Linked DNA regions of Homo sapiens: region 1 is linked to region 2. A link is an interaction called in ENCODE POLR2A ChIA-PET data of the cell type or tissue named here. Cell type or tissue: OCI-LY7. All regions are shown on one strand. Each heading gives the region's core, and the rest is flanking DNA. Links, peaks and the distances in the headings are about the cores only. Region 1 overlaps PDZD2 (PDZ domain containing 2). Region 2 overlaps LOC124900954 (a long non-coding RNA gene).

Evidence for each region. ChIA-PET counts read pairs that join two places held together with the same protein. Peaks named below come from ENCODE experiments on the same cell type or tissue, not always from the same donor. Only the 100,000 strongest peaks of a DNase experiment are listed, where the experiment ranks them.
Region 1: POLR2A ChIA-PET joins it to region 2 with 5 read pairs; 2 of 35 experiments call an interaction of 5 or more read pairs at or near these places.

The regions. Positions count from the first base shown.
Region 1 is chr5:31,927,447-31,931,836 of GRCh38, forward strand. The region is part of intron 2 of PDZD2 (PDZ domain containing 2); the gene reads left to right. Among named protein-coding and RNA genes, the nearest start is that of MIR4279, 6.5 kb to the right of the region's middle. In OCI-LY7, for the core only: CTCF peaks have their summits at 1,977 (motif pointing right) and 2,180; a DNase peak (open chromatin) is centred at 1,975.
Region 2 is chr5:32,529,168-32,533,557 of GRCh38, forward strand. LOC124900954 (a long non-coding RNA gene) reads left to right here. Exons shown (of 5, transcript XR_007058719.1): 3 at 79-216; 4 at 2,655-2,749. Among named protein-coding and RNA genes, the nearest start is that of SUB1, 54 kb to the right of the region's middle. RefSeq lists enhancers at 2,490-2,599, 2,740-2,839. In OCI-LY7, for the core only: no CTCF peak of the experiment used is centred there; a DNase peak (open chromatin) is centred at 2,624; H3K4me3 peaks cover 1,223 bases; H3K27ac peaks cover 1,031 bases.

The DNA.
Region 1 (4,390 bases), core at 259-4,258, 600 kb before region 2:
CTATCTCGCTCACTGCAGCCTTCGCCTCCCAGGCTCAAGTGATTCTCCTGCTTCAGCCTCCCGAGTAGCTGGGATTACAGGTGCCTGCTACCACACCCAGCTAATTTTTGTATTTTTTAGTAGAGACGGGGTTTCACCATGTTGGCCAGGCTGGTCTTAAACTCCTGAGCTCAGGTGGTCCACCTGCCTTAGCCTCCCAAAGTGCTGGGATTACAAGCATGATCCACCGCACCTGGCCTCCTGCTACTTTGAAGTTAGACTCTCCTTGCCCGAAGTGACTGGCCCTTTTCCATCTAGCTCCAGAAGATCTATGCTTATCTTTTTCAATGGACCTAATAGTCATTAATGGACCTTGATTCTATAAACTAGCCAGAGGTGACCCATGGGCCTAAGAGATGTGTGTCCTTGTCTAGGACCCAAGTCACTGGGCCACACCGACATGCACTTGCTCTCCAGCTATACCCCCATTTCACAGGGTGACTCATTGCCTTCCTCCATCTTCACCAAGATGGCTCCTTCTTGAAGAAAACCAGGCCATTTCAGTATGCCTACCCTCACTGAGAATATGTAAGGAGGAAAGAACAGGTCTCTGCCTGAGGGATGGGGACTGAGTTAGGATGAGCTGGGACTTCTCTGCACACAAATGGAAGTTTAAACTGAGATGGCCCTCTGCTGAAGGGGAGTGCAAATCAGACAGCCAAGGAGAGTGCTTGAGTATTTCACAAAGTCTTCAAAGCACTGCTTCCCTAAATATTAAAATATTTCACTATAAAAAGATGGGGTGGGAACCATTTGATAAAGTAAGATTTGGTCACACCAGTTAAAGGAATAGCTAGTAAACACTTCTGCTGACCTCAGGTGATCCACCTGCCTTGGCCTCTCAAGGTGCTGGTAAATACTTCTCAAACCCATTTGACCACAGAGTTAAGGAGCATTCTTTCATAGAGCATCTCCTTCTTTCATAGAGCATTTCCCAAAATATAGAATGTATTTTTGGAAAAACTAGATTAAGGTCATTAGAAAAATTACAAAGAATTTTTTTTTTTTGAGTCAGAGTCTTGCTCTGTCATCCAGGCTGGAGTGCAATGGCTCGATCTTGGCTCACTGCAACCTCCGCCTCCCAGGTTCAAGGGGTTCTCCTGCCTCAGCCTCCTGAGTAGCTGGGATTACAGGCATGTGCCACCACACCTGGCTAATTTTTGTATTTTTAGTAGAGATGGGGTTTCACCATGTTGGCCAAGCTGGTCTTGAACTCCTGACCCCAGATGATCCACCTCGACTTCCCAAAGTGTTGGGATTACAGGCCTGAGCCACGATGCCGGGCCAAGAAAAGAACCCTTGAAAAGAAAATTCAGAAGCACAGGAAAACTTTATCAAGGATCTGAGTTGAGAGTTTTGCCCTATGTTTCCATTTACTTACCAGAACTTAGGAGTATGCTGGACTCTGAAAGGAGATATAAGAGGGAATATTAAGGATCTAAGTTGAGAGTTTTGCCCTATTTTTCCATTTACTTACTAGAACTTAGGAGTATGCTGGGCTCTGAAAGGAGATTTAAGAGGGAACTTTTCAATGAATATTGATCCATACTTGCAATGAAATAAGTACCAGAAACAAACTGTCCCCCACCCTTGCTTGGGAGCCTCGTAGAAGCTGTGACCCATCCACCTGCTGCATGGCTGTGCTCAGCGTCGTGGAGTTTTGAATCTGAATGCTTTAGAAAGGGCATGTTGGCTCCAGACTCAGCGTCTGCTGTTGATTTTGTCCAACCTGCTTCTCTGATTCATTTAATTTTCTGCCCCCTGTCAGCATTTATGCTTGCAGCCCATAGAATGAAAGCAATCATGGTAATAATAAATGCAGTATAACCTTCTAAGAACCTGTGTCATGCTGTGTGCTACAGATCATTCTTTGTGGGAGGACTGTCTTGCATACCATCAAATGTTTAGCTGCATCTCTGGCCTCTGCCACTAGATGCCAGCAGCAATGCCCCACCCATCCTAGTTGTGACAGTTTAAAATATCTGCGGACAGTGCTAAATGTCTCCTGTGGGGCAATATCTTCCCCAGTTGAGAACCACTGGCATATGTGAAAGCACAGATACATGAAAAAGAGCAGTGGAAGGCCAGGCGCAGTGGCTCACGCCTGTAATCCCAGCACTTTGGGAGGCTGAGGCGGGTGGATCACCTGAGGTCGGGAGTTTGAAACCAGCCTGGCCAACACAGTGAAACCCCGTCTCTACAGAAAATACAGAAAAATCAGCCGGGTGTGGTGCTGGACATGTGTAATCCCAGCTACTCGGGAGGCTGAAAAAAAAAAGCAGCGGCTAGCATGACTATCTGTGGGTTTCATGATGCAGGCATTGATATAGTTTGCATGTTTGTCCCCTCCAAGTCTCCTGTTGAAATGGGATTTCCAACGCTGGGGGCTGGGGCCTGGTAGGAGGTGACTGGATCATGGGGGAGGATCCCCCGTGAATGGCTGAGCTCCAACCCTTTGGTGATAAGTGAGTTCTTGCTTAGTTAATGCGAGGTCAGGTTGTGCAAAGGTCTGGGACCTCTCCCCTCTAGCTCTCCTCGTGCCATGTGAAGTGCCTGCTTCTGCTCCCTTTTTGCCTTCTGCCACGAGTGAAAGCATTCTGAGGCCTCCCGAGAAGCCAGGCAGGTACAGGTACCATGCTTCCTGTACAACCTGCAGAACAGTGTGCCAGTTAAACCTCTTTTCTTTGTACATTACCCAGTCTCAGGTATTCTTTTTTTTTTTTTTTTTTTTTTTTTTTTGGAGACAGTCTCGCTCTGTCGCCCAGGCTGGGGTGCAGTGGCATGATCTCCGCTTACTGCAAGCTCTGCCTCCCGGGTTCACGCCATTCTCCTGCCTCAGTCTCCCAAGTAGCTGGGACTACACCACGCCCGGCTAATTTTTTTGTATTTTTAGTAGAGTTTCATGGGGTTTCACCATGTTAGCCAGGATGGTCTCGATCTCCTGACCTCGTGATCCGCCCGCCTCGGCCTCCCAAAGTGCTGGGATTACAGGCGTGAGCCACCGCGTCCGGCCAGGTATTTCCCTATAGTGACACAAAAGCCTGAATAACACAGGAATAGATGAAGAATGGTCTCAAATACGCATCAAGGTGTTTAGGCGTTATCCTTTGGACAACGAGAAATTATTTGAGTGTTTCAAGCAGATGTTATGTATTTGCCACTGGATACCTCTGTGTGCAGGATATACTTTAGGGGTAGACAACTGAGGAGGTGAGAGTAGTCTAGAGTCAAGGCCCTAAGGTGTGACTCAGTACAGCAGAAGGGGACCTCAAACTTGGCATGCCCTAAAAAACCCACTATGCGACCAGACGCGGTGGCTCAGGCCTGTAATCCCAGTACTTTGGGAGGCCAAGGCTAGTGGATCACTTGAGGTCAGGAGTGAGAGAGACTGAAGAAGTGGAGTTGACAGGACCTACCAGCAAGGGTGGAGGGGAGAGAGGAGCCAAGGGCGACTCAGTTGTGCTTCAGTGACAGGGAACTCATTGGCATGAGTTGGAAGAGGAGATACAGGAGGGGGAACCTGTCTGAGGGAGAGCATAATGGGATTGTTTATTTGAGGCAGGGTCTCACTCTTTTGCCCAGGCTGGGGTATAGTGGCGCGATCTCAGCTCACTGCAACCTCTGCCTCCTGGGTTCAAGCAATTCTCCTGTCTCAGCCTCTTGAGTAGCTGGGATTACAGGCACGTACCACCACACCTGGCTAATTTTTGTATTTTTAGTAGAGATGGGGTTTCACCATGTTGGCCAGGCTGGTTTCGAACGCCTGACATCAAGTGATCCACCTGCCTCAGCCTCCTGAGTAGCTGGGATGACAGGCGTACACCACTATGCCTGGCTAATTTTTGTATTTTTAGTAGAGACGGGGTTTCACCATGTTGGCCAGACTGGTTTCGAACTCCTGACATCAAGTGATCCACCTGCCTTGACCTCCCAAAGTACTGGAATTACAGGCGTGAGGCGCTGTGCCTGGCCGCATAGTAGATTTTTTAGGGCAGGCTGAGTTTGAGGTGGCTGCAGGACACCCAGCTGCAGCTGGGCAGGAGTTGAGGGTCTGAGCTCAGAAGAGAGATGGAGATTGAGGAGCTGGTGGCTCTTACTTGGTTGCTGTAGCTATGGAAGTAGATGGGATAATCCAGGTGACAGGAGGGAGGAACGAAGAAGCTGGTACCCCTCCAAGGCCCACCCTGGCCTGGCAGGAGGAATGAGACTGAAAAGGGGGCCAGAGAGCTGGAGGCAGCTCTGTCCACTAGAGGCTTATGGCTCATGGGACAGATTTGACAGCTAAGAAACAGATCTGTATACAATGAAGGCCCCAGAGCATGATGGTGTCAGTGTATGCTGCCGGCGTTGT
Region 2 (4,390 bases), core at 240-4,239:
AAAAGTTGTTCAATAAATATTTGTTAAATGAGTGCCAAAGGATAATTTTCTTTTTTTTCTTTCCTTTTTTTTTTTTAGGCTAAGTCTCCCTCTAAGAGTAAAAAACATGCTGCCATCAAATATATAGTGAGCATGTGTCAAATATCAATCTAACTCATTTAATGAAGAGACCAGAAAGATAATAAATCTGGTTGAAGGAGAATTCAAGGAACAGAGGTTTGTATAGCAGAAAAGACATGCTGAAATAAGTTAGCTAGGTTAAAGGGAAATCTAGTTTATGTCCTACAGGTTAATAAACTATAATCTTTAGGATTGTCTTTTCTGTAGAATAGGAATCATTTGGGTCTCTAACAGACAAAAACCTACAAGTTAACACGTAACTTCATAGAATCTGGACCCTAATGATAATAATTAACAAGTCAAACAAAGGTACATTCTCCAGATGAATAACACTTGGGTGGACCTGTTCGGACAATGCTCCAGCATGACAGTGAAAGGACATACAATTATCTTTTTGCCTTAATTCTAAGATTAGGACATTAAAAAAAATAGAAGACTAAAAAATATAGAATGAATGTACAAGTGCTCCAACTGAAGTTTGGAAAGGGGAGGTCAGTCTGTTGGGGGGCAAGGCACAGGGGCATCTGCTTCATCAGGTCTTCCCCCAAAGCCATCATCACTGGATCCAGCATTCATTCTTTGAGAGCCAGCCAATGTTTCATTTTCTCTGTGAAGTCTGTCTAGATTTTCCTCTCACTCCCTATCAGGCAAACTGAGGTGGACAAACCTTGTTTTCAAGATGGTGATTGTGGCCTGGCACAGTCGCTCAAGCCTGTAATCCCAGCACTTTGGGAAGCTGAGGTGGGAGGATCGCTTGAGCCCAGGACTTCAAGACCACCCTGGGCAACACAGTGAGATCCTGTCTCTGCAAAAAATACAAAAAGTCTGGGCCGGGCACAATGGCTTATGCTTGTAATCCCAGCACTTTGGGAGGCTGAGGTCAGGAGTTCAAGACCAGCCTGGCCAAATGGCGAACCCCCCACCCCCACCCCTCCGTCTCTACTAAAAAACCAAAAATCAGCCAGGCTTGGTGGTGCACACCTGTAGTCCCAGCTACTAGGGAGGCTGAAGCACAAGAATCACTTGAACCCAGGAGGTAGAGGTTGCAATGAGCCAAGATTGCGCCACTGCACTCCAGCCTGGGCAATAGAGCAAGACTCTGTCTCAAAACAACAACAAAAACAACAACAACCAAAATTCACCATGCATGGTTGGCATGCGCCTGTGGTCCCAGCTACTTGGGAGGCTGAGGTGGGAGGATGGCTTGAGTCCAGGAGGCTGAGGCTGCAGTGAGCCGAGATCGCACCACTGGACTGCAGCCTAGGTGGCAGAGCGAGACCCTATCTCAAAAATAAAAAAGATGATGATTGCTGTCAAGTCCCTAGATTTTTTTCCTGTGACTTGCTTATCCCTGGTTTGAGCCAAGACACTCTATTACCCTTGTTCCCCTTACTTCCCAGACCCTATTTTTGTCTGTGGATTATACATGAGAGCCCATGTGAGGATTCCCACAAATAATTGAGATGGGGTGTGAAGGAGAATTTGAAAGTGAGAGCCCAGTTTTTTTCTTTTTTTCTTTTTTTTTGAGATGGAGTCTCGCTCTGTTGCCCAGGCTGGAGTGCAGTGGAGCGATGTCGCCTCACTGCAACCTCCGCCTCCTGGGTTCAAGCGATTCTTCCGCCTCAGCCTCCTGAGTAGCTGGGACTACAGGCACACACCACCGCGCCTGGCTAATTTTTGTATTTTTAGTAGAGACGGGGTTTCACCATATTGGCCAGGCTGGTCTCGAACTCCTGACCTCGTGATCTGCCCGCCTCAGGCTCCCAAAGTCCTGGGATTACAGGCATGAGCCACCACGCCCAGCAAGAGCCCAGTTTTTACAAACAACAGATGAGTGCTAGGGGGCAGGACAACGCAAGTATGAAATGAGACCAGCTAATGAGACCAGCTGCACGCTGGTTATACAAGTATCAGAGCTGCTTTGTCCCTTGGTCCCATGAGATACTACTCTATAAAACATGCCCAAAAGCCAGCCTCACATGTCTTTTTCTAGTTTATTTATTTATTTTTGAGACAAGGTGTCGCTCTGTTGTCCAGCCATTGTATTCCGACTCACGGCAGCCTCGACCTCCTGGGCTCAAGTGATGTAGTTGGGACTACAGGCACACACTACCACACCTGGCTAATTTTTGTATTTTTAGTAGAGACGAGTCTCACTATGTTGCCAAGGCTGGTCTTGAACTGCTGAACCCAAGTGACCCTCCCACCTCTGCATCCCAAAGTGTCTAGTTTCAGAACTTACTTTATTCAGAGGTGTAGCTATCTTTGGGACCAAAACTGTGAGCACTGAACCAGCGACTGGCTTGAGAAGAAAGCATTTCCAAGGCAAATAATAATCCAAGCTGAAAACAGTCCTCTTAGTGCACCAGAAGGGACCTTTTGGCAAGTGGCATCTTGCCAGAAAATTAACTCAAAACAAATCCCTAACAGCTCAGAGATGGTGGAGGGGAATTTCAGAAACAGTCAGCAGGGCAGGGCCATGCAACTGCTTACAGGAATTGCCTCACTCACACTTTGATGTTGATTCTCTGCAGAGCTTCCGCTGCTTCAAAACGGCGTGCAGGAGTCAGAGACATTACATCAGGAAGATACTGCAGAGATATTCTACTCCATCTCATTCATTGTACAGGTGAGGAATCCAAGGGTCAGAGATTTTAAGGAATTTGTCCAAAATCACAGAGTGGAGAACTGTGAGTAGAACTCAGATCGCTTGTTGCCTAATTCAGGTGTTTTCAACCCCTTATAAATAAGCCAGGGAGGTGTGGCACCCACATGATTTGCTTTCTGGCTGATGTATCTCTATTCCTAACGCAGAGCTCAGGCATCAATCGGTAAACATGAGGAAGAGATAGATGCGGCTCTATCTATCTAGTGTATGGGAGCAGCATGTGACATTGTGATGAGATGTGTCAGCACAGGCACAATTTAAAGCAGTGCCATGGCAACCGGCATTCACTCTGGCTCCAGATAGCACCGTGAACTACAGGGTGTAGTTGAAAATGGCTTCTCACCTAGGGAGTGGAATGTTCCAGCCTCTGTTTCCTGCAGTGAGTGACTCTAAAATCTACCAAGCAATGTAGCAACGAGACTGGTTCAGATTATTTACCAAGGGTTGGGGGTTTTCAGCGTAACTCACAGGAGAAATAAACTTGGCAGCCTTGGGAATCCCCAAGAATTACTGTGACTATCTGCAGAGCAGTAGGGTTTTGCTTTCTCTTAGAGCAATGCATTCTTTCAGTGTCTTCCCGGAGAACTAATACTTCAAAGAGGTGCCCTGGGCACGAGGGGAAGGTAATGGAGAAGGGCACCACCATTTGTTTCTTATATATTGCAGAATCTGCTGCTACCCTCCCCACAAATTCTTTTTTTTTTTTTTTTTGAGACAGGGTCTCATTCTGTCACCCAGGCTGGAGTACAGTGGCACGATCATGACTCACTGCAGCCTCGACATCCTGGGTTCAAGTGATGCTCCCATCTCAGCCTCTCGAGTAGCTGGGACTACAGGTGTGTGCCACCACACCCAGCTAGTTTTTGTATTTTTAGTAGGGATATTGCCCAGGCTGTTGGCCAGGCTGGTCTTGAACTCCTGGGCTCAAGCAATCCACTCGCCTCAGCCTCCCAAAGTGCTGGGATTACAGCCTTGAACCACCACACTCGGCCCCCACAAATTCTTAAACCATGGCCGTAGACCAGAGGAGATCTGGAATGAGTTAAGTTTCATCAGTAGGGTTGAGTATTAGGGTCATTTGTCCTGAGATGCTAAAGCCTCCTTGATTTTAACTTAAATGCTCATATCATCGTTCCTGAAACAGAACTGAAACAGAGACCACCTATGGTCTCCAGTATGTACATGCTCTTTTATTTTTATTTTTGTGTTTCTAATTGTGCACGTTTGACTAAAGACTTCCAGCTTCCCTGACAAGTAGGTGTAGCCAGATGACCAAGTTCTGACCGTTGCACTATGAATGGAAGTGGTGCAGCTTTCTGGGGTGTGCCCTGTCTTTGGGCCTCCCCCTCTTTTCTTGGTTGGCTTGCAGTTGTATTGGTGGCAAGTCATCTTGGACCATGAGGATGAGGACAACCCCCCAGGAATGGCAGAGCAATAAGATATACTCATATAAAAATATTGCTACTTATTTTATCACTACTAAAAAAAAGAAAGTGAGAGGTATCCAATATGCTAAATAAAGAAGACTACTTCTGAGTAAAATTCTCAAAGCAGACCTGCACTACCAGTCCTCCTTTAAAAAAAAAGGTTGGGGGGCTGGGC